Linked DNA regions of Homo sapiens: region 1 is linked to region 2. The links are chromatin contacts, found by Hi-C in ENCODE. All regions are on one chromosome and are shown on one strand. The core of a region is the stretch at or near the end of the contact, and the rest is flanking DNA. Distances in the headings are between cores, read along the strand shown.

Region 1 (6,496 bases), core at 1,504-4,003, 600 kb after region 2:
GGATTATCACTCATTGCAGCGAGAGGGATGCAGATCATGGAGAACTGCAAGGCATCTCAGTAAGAGGTGTCGGGAAAAGTTACTAAAGGTTATGGGCTTGAGTTGGGTGATTTTTTTCATGGATTAGATGCTGTCAGGAATTGGGGGAGTGGATGGGGGGAAAGGGTGGTTCTCTGGGCATCTCAGTAGATGTTATCTGTGAGGAGGCCAGGGCAGAGGGAGGCTCAGCTGTAGCTGGTAGAGGAGCGGGGGTCATTGTTACTAACTTGGAGATGATATGTCTTAGATTTTGTGGGTGGCACAGTTACCCTGTTTTTGTTTGTGCTTAGACAAAATTATGACGTGGCCTTGGATCATGATGGTGCTCCTCTACAAAATTATTTATGTCCAACAGGAGACCCCATGGCCTCGATCTGAGTGCCAGGCCAGCTCCTGATGTCACGGTCCACTTTTCTTCTTGGAGGTCATACTAGTACCTATTTCATGGAAATAACCCATGTAGAGTGCTCAGTATATACCCTGTGAAGGGTTATGAATGCTGATGGTAGTGGAAGCTGATGTGGAGGGGAATGGTGGAGACACCTTGGAAAACCAAGCAAGAGTCTGAAGTTGTGGCAGGCCGGGTCTCACTAACGCAGGCCTCCATTACAGCTGTCCCAGCACGGACTGAGTAGCCAGGTTAAACATTAAAAGCTGATTGAGCCAATGCCCTTATACAAAGGTTGGAATGTAACAAAGAGCCCACCAAGAGTTTTGCCTAGGCTCTTCCTGGGCCTTGAAGCATGACAAGATAACGAAGGAACTCTTAACAGGACCCTTTTTAGGATTAAACAAGTTGTATTAGGGATCTGAAGAAACTCCCCAGGCCTCCACAAACAAGTTTATGGGGGTCTAAAGGAATTCCCCATATCATTATGATTTAGCAGGAGACAAGATAAGGGTAATCACCCCAGCACCTAGACCCATTTAGATTAAGTAAACTTACTGAGGCTCCAGAAGAGGGTCTTCAGGACTCAACCTTAGTCATAGATTAAAAGAAGTTAATCACTTATGTCTGTAGATGAATGCACACTTACATGTAGACATACAGCTTAGAAGGTATACGAGCTTTGGAAAACTTTGTAATTTTGAGTTGGTATGGTGATAATTTCCAGGCCTTCTCCTTGTAACCGGTTACAGAAATAAAACCTCTCTTACTCTCCAGCTCATTTGCATCTTGTTATTGGGCCAGGAGAAGTAGTAGCCCGACCCTCAGTTGGGTCCAGGAACAAAGGGAGTGTCTGAAGACAGCAGTGATGTGATCACCTGTTTTAGGAGGACCACTCGCCAGAGCCCAGGGGAATGGTGGGAGGGGTGGGGAGAGGTGAGGGGAGCTGGGACAGGGCAAGGAGGGATGTATGGAGGACGTGTCCCCTGGCAGTAGGAAGAGAGTCAAGGATGACTCCAGGGCTTCTGTAATTTGAAACAGTCACAAATAACCACAAGCTCTCAGGTGGAAGGACACTGAGAGCCCCATGAAGGTCATGAGGTGGTGGGCCACCTCAGGTCCGTGGATCCAGGACCATGGATCAACAAGAGAAGTGAGGTCTCCCTGGGACCACATAACGTGGTGAAGGCACCGGCCTTTGGTTTTCAAACTCTGCTCCTAAGTGGAGCTCCAGGGTCTGGGGAGGAATGCCGAGTTAGGAGGGAGGCGGGAACCGGAGACCCAGGCCCACTCGTCCGCCCCAGCGACGCTGGCACTTGCACATATGAGGCGGCTTGCATGGCTGTGCTTGAAGAAAGGGTTCTGCAGCTACAGCCTATCTGCAAAGCCCCACGCGAAGTTTGGGCAATGGGCTGTGTGAACCCAGAAAATGGGAGACAGGTCTCAGTTAATTTACAAAGTTTATTTTGCCAAGGGTGAGGACGCGCCCGTGACACAGCCTCAGGAAGTCCTGACATGTGCCCAAGGTGGTCGGGGCACAGCTTGGTTTTATACATTTAGGGAGACAGGATACATCCATCGATACATGTAAGAAGCACATCGGTTCGGTCTGGAAAGACGGGACAACTTGAAGCAAAGGCAGGAAGACTCCAAGCGGGGAGGGAGCGTCCAGGCCACAGATAGGTGAGACACCAACGGTTAAATTCTTTTGAGTTTCTCATTTGCCTTTTCAAAGGAGGCAAATCAGATATGTATCTATCTAAGTGAGCAGAGGAGTGACTTTGAATGGAATGGGAAGCAGGCCTGCCCTAAGCAGTTTCCTGCTGGAGTTTTCCTTAGTGATCTTGGGGGCCCAGGATATCTTCCTTTCACAGCTGATTTCACAAAGCCGGCTGGGTAGGAGGGCCCCAGGGCCGGGTGGCCGTCCGCGTGGCAGGGCGGGGGTCCCAGGGCGGCTGTGCTTGGTGCTGGGAGGCCGCCCGAGGGCAGCGCCGGCCCCGAGTCAGCAGCCGCAGGGCACCCTGGAGATGCGGAACGCCCCCAGCCGTGGGTCAGCAAAGGCGTCTCAGGTGACCCTTAGGGAGGGCTTCTGAGGCAGCCCGTGCGGGGTCCGTCCTGGCTGAGCACTGCGCGGACGGCGCGCCCGCGAGACTCGGACCCGGCCTAGGGCTCAGCGAGCTCTCAGCGGGGCGGGCGGACGCAGGCAGCCCAGGGGAGTGGGGCCCGCCCTGCGCCGCCATCACCCCTTTAAGTGCCAGGCCCGCGGCGCATGCGCAGTCAGGCCGTTGTGCGCAGGCGCAGAGGCGGCGGCGGCGGCGGCGGCGGCGGATGTTTACGGCGGCCGAGGTTGGAGCGGCGCTGCTCGGCCGCGGACACACGAGGGACGCGCCCGAGGAGCTGCAGGTGGCAGCCCAGGCGGTCCGAACCCGTCGGCCGGCCGAGCCTGGAGGTAGAGCCGCCGCCGCCGCCGCCGCCCCTCGGTCCGGCCTGCGGCGAGCGGGTGGTGTGTCCCCTCGGCCCCTTCCCTCCTCCTTCCCCACCCCCGGCACCCCTGCGCCCGGAGCTCTCCTCTGGGGGCGTCGCTCCTCCCCACCTCGGGCACCCTCACCTCCCCCCAGCGGCCTCCAGGGCGTCCCGCGTTTCTCTCTCCGAGCGCTCGCGGTTTCCCGTCGGTCTCTCCCGGTGCCCGTTGCTCACTCACACTCTTGGGTCTGGTTAGTCCAGACCTGCAGCTTGTCTTTGACTTCCCAAGTGGGAAACGTTTGCAGTTCCAAGGCAAGCCAAGAGCTAAGGTTTAGAACAAAGTCTGCCTTGGACCCTTTCAGAAGATGACAGGATTTTTTAAAAAAATAATTGCGCCCCCCCGCCCCGTGCCTTGGAGATAGTAAGAATTGGAGCAGAGCACTGGGACTTCAATTCACGCATGGAAAGAGATCTTTGTTAGTTGGAGGAAGGAGAACTTGCCTGAGCTTCGGGCCTTTGTTTTGTTTTTGTGAGAGGGACGTGTCTCCTAAATGAATGTTTGCTCCAGCGTTGCACCTCAAATAAGTCACCTAAATATCCACGCCCTCTTTATCCACCCCCTCTTTACTCGTGTGACTAGAATAGTTTTCATTTTTCTTCTCAAGGGAATGGCTAAACAGCTCCTATCTGGGCGTTTGATAGACTGTCATTCAAGAATGAGTGAAGTTGAGGTGCCTATAAGCAACTCAGAAATTGTTGTGGCCACGCTTGGGGGAAATAGAGCCCTACACTCAGGTGATGAGAGGAGACCTCAGAGGTGACCGATCCAGGGCCTTGCTCCCTGCGCCACCCCAGCTCGTACCTCCAGTGGAACTTGGCTGGGCTTATCAAGAGCTCCTTTCATTCATTGCAACTTCATTTGTTAGAAAGCTTCTCTGTGTATTTAGTAGGCATTGTCTCCAACATGTACCACTGGTCTGGCTTTTGTTAGGCCCATTAATAGTGTACATGTGACAGCCTTTCAAGTATAGGTGCTCCCCGGCTTACGGTGGGGTCGCATCCCAGTAAACACATCGTTAAACCTGAAGTCGAACCATCCGAAGTCGGAGACCATCTGTATTTGAAAAAAGTCCCTTTGCATTGCTTGTAAGAGTTCTGGTTTTCAAGGTGAGAAATCTGTTTGTGTGTTTGTTTGATCATTCTGCCCAAAGGAGATGTGGCTTTGGGTCCTTTTCCCCACTCATCTTCCACAATGAATTACTTTGTCCATATTACCCTAAAGAAGTGACATCCAAGTTGGAATGTGATCTTCCGTATGTCGCCTCCCAAAACCCCACTACCATAGCTTCATGCTTGTGTTGACACAGCCACAATCACAACTCAGGTGTCAGTTCTGAGACCTTCCCATGCCTGTCGCCACTCAGCAAGTGTTCTTCATGTGCCCTGGCAGTTCGCATTGTAAGGAGCAGCCAGGTTGTTATGGACTGTTGCTAGTTACCACAGAGTAGTGAATTATATTAAGGATTAATTACAGCAGACAATGTGCACAGTATCATCGAGTGCAGCGTTCTAAAAATGATTCTACACTTTTACTTTGAAAAATTGGATTTGACCAGATTGTAGAATCTGGGTGAAAATGATAGGATTTGGTTTGGCGAAGAGCTTTGTTGTCGGTGTTTTTGGTGACATCATGACTGATCATATCGATGGTTTTCAGTGCGAGGGAGTGTTAGATTACCAGACAAAGATGGTAATAAATATCAGACCCCACAGCTATTCACATGGATCCTACCAGTGGCAATAGGTATAGATAGGGTTACCCCATCGTCAAAAGGTTACCGGTGTGTTGTGTGGTAAAGAACGTTGCTGTCTTGAGTATTTTTAAAAGCTGCACTGGTGTGGTATTAAAAACACAGGCCTTTTGCCATACAGTCCTGGGTTTGAATGCAGCCCCCTCCTCACAAACTGGCTATGTGATCATGAACAAATTAACCGGCCAGCTCCAATTTGCTTCTTAATGTTGTGAAGTGTAAATGAGGCCATGACTGGCAGGTGGTACCTGGAAAAAGGTGCTTGTTTTTACTAAAAAGCTGTCTGAACTTTCAAATTAAGGCAGAGTTCAAAATAAGTGATAGTTACTTAGTGGAAAATGAAACCTATCCAACATACAGTTTGAGGTTACCTTCTAGAGATGTGGCATTGAGACAATGTTGGAACATTATATACAGGCTTCTGGGTGAAGAGGTGGCTTTGACTGAGGACGGTATGCGATTTTCCAGCTCTTTTCCTAAATAGACCCTTAAGCATCCAAACACATGATTCCGCTTTTAACCACTGACCCAAATTTTAAGATGACTGTGGTAGGCTAGGGTGCAGCCTCAGAACTGAGTGGCTTATCCAGGATTAAAGTTGACCTCATTAGGACTTAATTCCATCTAAGTCTAAGTCAGCTGGCTGTGGACCGTAATCTAACAAGGGCTCCGAAACAATTCAAAAAATTCAAAAAGGGTGTGAAAATTTAATGACTGGACCATCCTATTGATTTGCAAAACCTAATATTCAGCTCTAAAATCTTGAGTGTGAAGATTGAGTGTTCCACCATAAAAATAGAAGAGAATTTGTGTTAAGCTATACCCTTCACACTTTTTGTTCACTTGTAAGAAACTATGTGATTATTTTCATTCCTGGGAAAACCTCCCACCGCTGTCTCCAGTTGTGTACGTGGGTGTGTATGAAATCCGCCCCAGGCCCCTTGTCACCCCACAGTATTTCTTTACGATCCTCATTCTACTGTTAGAAATCCAGAGGAATGTGAGGAGGAAAGCAAGTATAAACTTCATCATAATTATAACAAGTTGTTAAAAAGGTTGTGTTCATTTCAGAAAATGTCTTCATGAGGTCTGGTGGTCTTTTTCCCTGACAATTTGTATCTGGTGTTTTGTAAAGCATTACCATTTTATATGAAGTTAAAGCAGTTACTTTGAAAAAGTTACATGGGGTAAGTATAAAATTGGAAAGGATATTTTTGTAGTTTTAAGAAGAGTAAGACTTCTCCGCGTGAAAAAGTGTTTTCTTGTGAATTAGCTGAAGCTACCCTGTATTTTAATAGTTAGGCTCAGAGGTGACACATGCTGTGCTTTTTCTTCTTGAAGGCAGGTTGGGAGAAGGTAAGACAAGTAGTTGTTATTTTTAAAGAGCTGGGAAAGCTGCGTATCATGCAATTGAGGAGGGGCTGTAGGAAGTTCTGGTAGCAGCCCCTCCTACACTTAAACTTTAGCCAGGAAGCTGATTTTGCATTTGTTAGAAAAAGGTATTTGTCACAGTACGTTCAATTTGGGAAGAGTGTTTTCTTGCTGTTTTTGTCTAAAATTTGAACATCAAAATATCCAAATCAACAGGTCAGATGGATTGCTTGACTTGGGTGGGTACTTTTGTGTATGTTGGGGATATAGAATTCCCAGATGTAATATAGGACACCACCTAAAGTTTTTTTTCTTTTCTCTTTTTTTTTTTTTTTTTTTTGAGACAGAGTCTTGCTCTGTTCCGCAAGCTGGAGTGCAGTGGTACGAGCTCTGATCACTGCAACCTCTGCCTCCCGGGTTCAAG
Region 2 (6,103 bases), core at 2,432-4,931:
GTGACATTGTGTGGCCCAGAGGTACCCTTAAGACTGGAGGATCACCAGGCGGGCCCTGACCTCATCACAGGAGCCCTTTAAAAGCAGTTTCCTTTGCCTGGTTGAAGAAATCGGAGGGATCAAACCAAAGAAGGTTTTCTGTTGTTGAGATGAGGGGGCCACGTGGCAAGGATCTGAGAACTGCTCCCAGCCAACAGCCAGCAAGACAACAAGACCTTAACTGCAAGGAAGTGAGTTCTGCCAACAAGAAGAGAATGGGCTTGGAGGCAGGTTTGACCCCAGGGCCTCCACACAAGAACTGAGCCCAACTGCCCACTTGGTTTCAGCCTTGGGTTACTAAGAATTAGGAGGTAATGAATGAGAGTTGTTTTAAGCTGTTGGTTTTGTGGTGATTTGCTATGAAGCCATATCAAACTAATATACACACAGAGGTGTTGGCCCCTGGGCCATTCCTAGGAAGCCAGCTCTGCGAAGGAGGAAGAAGGGCAGAGAGGCACACAGAGCTGCCCACCACAGCAGCTGTGTCCTCCCTGTTGGCCACCACAGTAGCAGTTGGGGATGGTCAGCATCCTTCAGGCAGACTCCAGCCCCGGGTGCTGGAGCTCAGGTGCTAGGGATCAAGAGAAGTAGCCCTCTCTGGGACCTCCAGAGTCTTCTCATGTGGGTGGGGTAGGACCCACCCAGTCAGGCTCAGAGCACCGCAATGCCTCACACTCATTGTGACTCTGGCCAGGCCCTCTCTGAGCCTCTGTGTCCTCATCTGGAGCACAGGGACCAGGTGTGTGGAAGCCCGTGGCATAGTGCCAGGAACACAGTAGATGTGCACAGTGTGCACTAGCAGGAACACACAACAGGGGTACTGACTGTCAGCACCTAGGCAGGCACACGCAATGGGGTACTGACTGTCAGCCATACTGACTGTCAGCGTGCTAGCAGGCATACACAACAGCTGTACTGACAGCACACTAGCAGGCACATGCCATAGGTGTACTGACTCTCAGTGCACTGGCAGGCACACGCAATAGGAGTAATGACAGCATGCTGGCAGGCACACAATAGCTGTACTGACTGTTTGCCCCAATATAGTGCCAGGTCTTGGAGCAGATTTTGACTTCTCACCAAGATCAAATGCAGAAAGTGCACGAGCATTTCAAAGATGTTTTTCACATGCACATTAGTGCTAGTTAAAAAAATGTTTTGACTGGGTGCAGTGGCTCACAACTGTAATCCCAACACTTTGGGGGGCCGAGGTGGGCAGATCACCTGAGGTCAGGAGTTTGAGACCAGCCTGGCCAACATGGTGAAACCCCATCTACCCTAAAAATACAAAAATTAGCCAGGTGTGGTGGCAGGTGCCTGTAATCTCAGCTACTTTGGAGGCTGAAGCAGGAGAATCACTTGAATCCAGGAGGCAGAGGTTGCAGTGAGCCGAGATCCCACCACTGCACTCCAGCCTGGGCAACAATATCAAGACTCCACCTCAAAAAAAAAAATGTTTTTCATAAAGTGTGACTTTTATCAGACCTCTGCATTCTTGAAATTAACTCTGGCTTGGCTGGGCGTGGTGGCCCACACCTGTAATCTTAACACTTTGGGAGGCTGAGGTGGGCAGATCACGAGGTCAGGAGTTCAAGACCAGCCTGACCAACATGATGAAACCCCATCTCTACTAAAAATACAAAAATTAGCCGGGCGTGGTGGCATGCACCTGTAATCCCAGCTACTCAGGAGGCTGAGGCAGGAGAATCGCTTGAACCCAGGAGGTGGAGGTTGCAGGGAGCCGAGATCGCACCACTCTATTCCAGCCTGGGCGACAGAGCAAGACTCTGTCTCAAAAAAAAAAAAGAAAGAAAGAAATTAACTCTGGCTCCTAGAAGGAGCCCTATATCTCAGCAGGACACTCAGTCATTCAACAGACATCTGTCAAGCACCTGCTGTATGCTGGAGCTGTGGGTACGTCAGCAATTAGAGGAAGAGGGCAGGGGTACAGGAGTTCCTGACCACCCCAGGCCAGCACGCTCCTATAGCAGCTGGCAAGGAGCAGATGACTCAGACTTCAGCTCAGTCCACAGGACAGCCTTTTCTGGCCACTGCTCTCAGGAGATGAGATGTGTGGCTGCAAAAGGTAAACTCCTGGCTCCTGAGCAGGCTCTGGGCAATCTGCTCAACGCTCTGTGCCTCACTTTCTCACCCAGAAAGTGTGGACAATGAGAGGACTTATCTGGCTGGGCGCGGTGGCTCACGCCTGTAATCCCAGCACTTTGGGAGGCCGAGGCGGGTGGATCACCTGAGGTCAGGAGTTCAAGACCTGCCTGGCCAACACGGTCAAACTCCATCTCTACTAAAAATATAAAAAATTAGCCGGGCTTAGTGGTGCACACCTGTAATCCCAGCTACTTGAGAGGCTGAGGCAGGAGAATCACTTGAACCCAGGAGGTGGAGGTTGCAGTGAGCCAAGATTGTGCCACTGCACTCCAGCCTGGGCAAAAAGCCAAAACTCTGTCTCAAAGAAAAAAGAATCATGGCAGAAGGTGAAGTCTATGTTAGTCCCAGTTCCCAGGTCGTACATGGCGGCAGGAGAAAGAGAGAGAGAAGGGGAAACTGCCACTTTTAAACCATCGGGTCTCCTGAGCACTCACTGTCAGAACAGCCTGGAGGAAACTGACCGCATGATCCAACCACCTCCCTCCAGGTCCCTCCCTCCACACGTGGGGATTACAATTCGAGGTGAGACTTGGGTGGAGACACAGAGCCGAACCATATCAGCATGTATGGGGGGCACTGAAACTTGTGCTTGGTGCCCATTCATTCAACGAGTGTGTGTGGCTGGTCTCCTCATCTTCAACTCCCTGCCGAGTCTCAGATAGGCAGCCTGCAGTTCCTTCACCACAACAGGCACATGGGGCTGGGTGCCAGTGAGTGCTGGGGCTTCTCCGAGCACTATCTCACACCCAGGAGCGTGGGCACGCATGGCATTCGCATGTGCCGTCAGTGGACATTAAACACAGCCATGAAGAAGCCACGAAGAAGTGCTGCCTGCCGGCCGTGCGCGGTCACGCAGCGCCAACTCCCTCCTGGGGCCTTCTGGGGCCTTCTGGGGCATGGGAGCTGGGGCCGCCTGAGACAAACATCCGTGACGCTGGGCTGACCCCACAGAACGGTGCGGGCCTCGCTCTTGGAGTCAGCCCTGCTGCCAGCCAGTGCCGGGTGCTGGGGACTCAGGGAGGCCCGCCGGGACCACTGCGGGACAGTGAGCCGAGCAGAAGCTGGAACGCAGGAGAGGAAGGAGAGGGGGCGGTCAGGGCTCTCAGGAGCCGGGTCCTGGGCAAGGCGCAGCCGTTTTCAAATTTTCAGGAAAGCGGTCGGCTCACACTCGAGCAGTAAAAAGATGCCTCTGGGGAGGAGGCCCGTGCAGCTCTCCGGGCAATGGTGGTGGCTCGGCCTAGAGAGGCGGTAGTGGAACGCAGACCCTGGTGGGGGAATGACATCAAGGGAGGAGACGGGCGGGACCCCAGATTTCTGCCTGTGGGCGATGGAAGTGAGGTTCACTGGCCAGCGGAGCCGGACACAGAACGCGCAAAACGCCGTGTAGGCCTGGAGGAGCCGAAGAGCAGGCGGACCCCCTCCGCGGGGGAACAGTTTCCGCCGGGAGCACAAAGCAACGGACCGGAAGTGGGGGGCGGAAGTGCAGTGGGCTCAGCGCCGACTGCGCGCCTCTGCCCGCGAAAACTCTGAGCTGGCTGACAGCTGGGGACGGGTGGCGGCCCTCGACTGGAGTCGGTTGAGTTCCTGAGGGACCCCGGTTCTGGAAGGTTCGCCGCGGAGACAAGTGAGCAGTGAGTCGCAGTGACCCTACAAGTGGTTCTTTTACCCGAGCGGCTCGTAGGCGCGTTGCGGTTTTTCGAAACTACAGCTCCCGGCAGGCCCCAAGCCGCCCTCGGGGCCGCGGGTCGGCGGATTGGCCGCGCTGCATTTTGGGACCTGTAGTTTCCTGCGCTCGTGGCGCTGGCGCCGCGGCGTTGGCTGAGCCCTTGACCGGGGCTGGAGGGAAGGGCCGACATTCAGTGTGTCCGCGTCTGTTCTGTTAGTCCCAGTTCCCGGGCGGGATTGAGGCTTAGAGAAGTTGAGTGATTTGCTGAGGGCTGCACGGGTTGGCATCCCGGCATGCTCTTTCGCTACTTTGGCTGCATCTGGTTGCCCACCCGGGCGGATGGGGAATGGACTCCAGCCAGCCAGGAGGGCAGAGGGCTGGAGAGGCAGGGCCGGAGGTTCAGACCCTCCGCTCTGACGTTGCGCCTGGTGAGGCCGGGAGGGGTGCCGCTTGCCTCTTCAGCCCTCACGCTCTTGTGGAAGTCGCGGAATTACTGCAGGCGGAACTTGCAGCACTGTGGGCGTCTTTTCCAGAGAAGGACGGAGTTGTGGGGCGGGAGGATAAGGCAAGGCCCAGCCACTTCGCATCTTCGCCCCGCCAGCTCCTCGAGATGGGATATACCAGGGTTGCTCTCCAACCCTCTCCGCAGGAGGGACTGATGGAAACGCCTGGGAAAGTAGCCCGGTACCCACAAAGGCTGTCTACAAACAGAGTCTTACTGTCTTTCCCAGGTCTGTGCCATAGGGATTCTCGAAGAGAACAGCGTTGTGTCCCAGTGCACATGCTCGCATCGCTTACCAGGAGTGCCCGAGACCCTAAGATGTTCGGAGTGGTTTTTTCGCACAGACCCGAATAGCCTGCCCCTCAGCCACGCTCTGTGCCCTTCTGAGAACAGGCTGATATGCCCAAGATAGTCCTGAATGGTGTGACCGTAGACTTCCCTTTCCAGCCCTACAAATGCCAACAGGAGTACATGACCAAGGTCCTGGAATGTCTGCAGCAGGTAGAGCACAGGCCCCGAGGAAAGGACTGCGGGTGGGTGGAGCTTCAGCCAGGACGGGGTGTGCTTCCCTCTCCCGGCCCATTCCAGCCAGGCCCCTCCGGGCCAGAGGCAGCGTCTGTCATAAAAAGGGCTGGTGTTCCAGGTGGGGTCAGAGAGAGGATTGACAAGTAAAAACGATCGTCCTTTGAAGGGGGCCGGCCCCTCCACACCTGTGGGTATTTCTCATCAGGCGGGACGAGAGACTGAGAAAATGAATAAGACACAGAGACAAAGTATAGAGAGAAAAGTGGGCCCAGGGGACCGGCGCTCAGCATACAGAGGACCTGCACCGGCACCAGTCTCTGAGTTTCCTCAGTATTCATTAATTACTATTTTCACTATCTCAGCAAGAGGAATGCGGCAGGACAGCAAGGTGATAGTGGGGAGAAGGTCAGCAAGAAAACGTGAGCAAAGGAATCTGGGTCACAAATAAGTTCAAGGGAAGGTACTATGCCTGGATGTGCACGTAGGCTAGTTTTATGCTTTTCTCCACCCAAACATCTCGGTGGAGTAAAGAGTAACAGAGCAGCATTGCTGCCAATATGTCTCGCCTCCTGCCACAGGGCGGCTTTTCTCCTATCTCAGAATTGAACAAATGTACAATCGGGTTTTATACCGAAACATTCAGTTCCCAGGGGCAGGCAGGAGACAGTGGCCTTCCTCTATCTCGACTGCAAGAGGCTTTCCTCTTTTACTAATCCTCAGCACAGACCCTTCACGGGTGTTGGGCTGGGGGACTGTCAGGTCTTTCCCATCCCACGAGGCCATATTTCAGACTATCACATGGAGAGAAACCTTGGGCAATACCCGGCTTTCCAGGGCAGAGGTCCCTGCGGCTTTCCGCAGTGCATCGTGCCCCTGGTTTATCGAGACTGGAGAATGGCGATGACTTTTACCAAGCATACTGCCTGTAAACATATTGTTAACAAGGCACGTTCTGCACAGCTCTAGATCCCTTAAACCTTGATTCCATACAACACATGTTTCTGTGAGCTCAAGGCTGGGGCAAAGTTACAGATTAACAGCATCTTAGGGCAAAGCAATTGTTCAGGGTACAGGTCAAAATGGAGTGTGTTATGTCTTCCCTTTCTACATAGACACAGTAACAGTCTGATCTCTCTTTTCCCTACAGTCCTTGAGGGTGACAGACTTAGGAGTGCCTTGGGGGCCTCTCTGAGGAGCAGCTGATA

Evidence for each region. A loop is a pair of places that touch in the nucleus more often than their neighbours do. Pooled maps may share reads with other maps.
Region 1: a loop to region 2 is called in a map of CD4-positive, alpha-beta T cell, with 10 times the contacts of the local background. The contact joins the promoter of PCMTD2 here to the promoter of RTEL1 in region 2. A Hi-C loop is called at or near these places in 2 of 168 maps with a recorded cell type or tissue (CD4-positive, alpha-beta T cell and CD8-positive, alpha-beta T cell) and 6 of 50 pooled maps.

What each region holds. Positions count from the first base shown.
Region 1 is chr20:64,252,995-64,259,490 of GRCh38, forward strand. It overlaps PCMTD2 (protein-L-isoaspartate (D-aspartate) O-methyltransferase domain containing 2), which reads left to right and starts at 2,754. Exons shown (of 6, transcript NM_018257.3): 1 at 2,754-2,876.
Region 2 is chr20:63,654,631-63,660,733 of GRCh38, forward strand. It overlaps RTEL1 (regulator of telomere elongation helicase 1), which reads left to right and starts at 3,682. Exons shown (of 35, transcript NM_001283009.2): 1 at 3,682-3,836; 2 at 4,603-4,874. The coding sequence starts at 4,773. RTEL1-TNFRSF6B (RTEL1-TNFRSF6B readthrough (NMD candidate)) reads left to right here and starts at 3,180. Exons shown (of 38, transcript NR_037882.1): 1 at 3,180-3,836; 2 at 4,603-4,874. RefSeq lists enhancers at 3,377-3,616, 3,647-3,736, 3,757-3,916, 4,037-4,106, 4,257-4,306 and 1 more.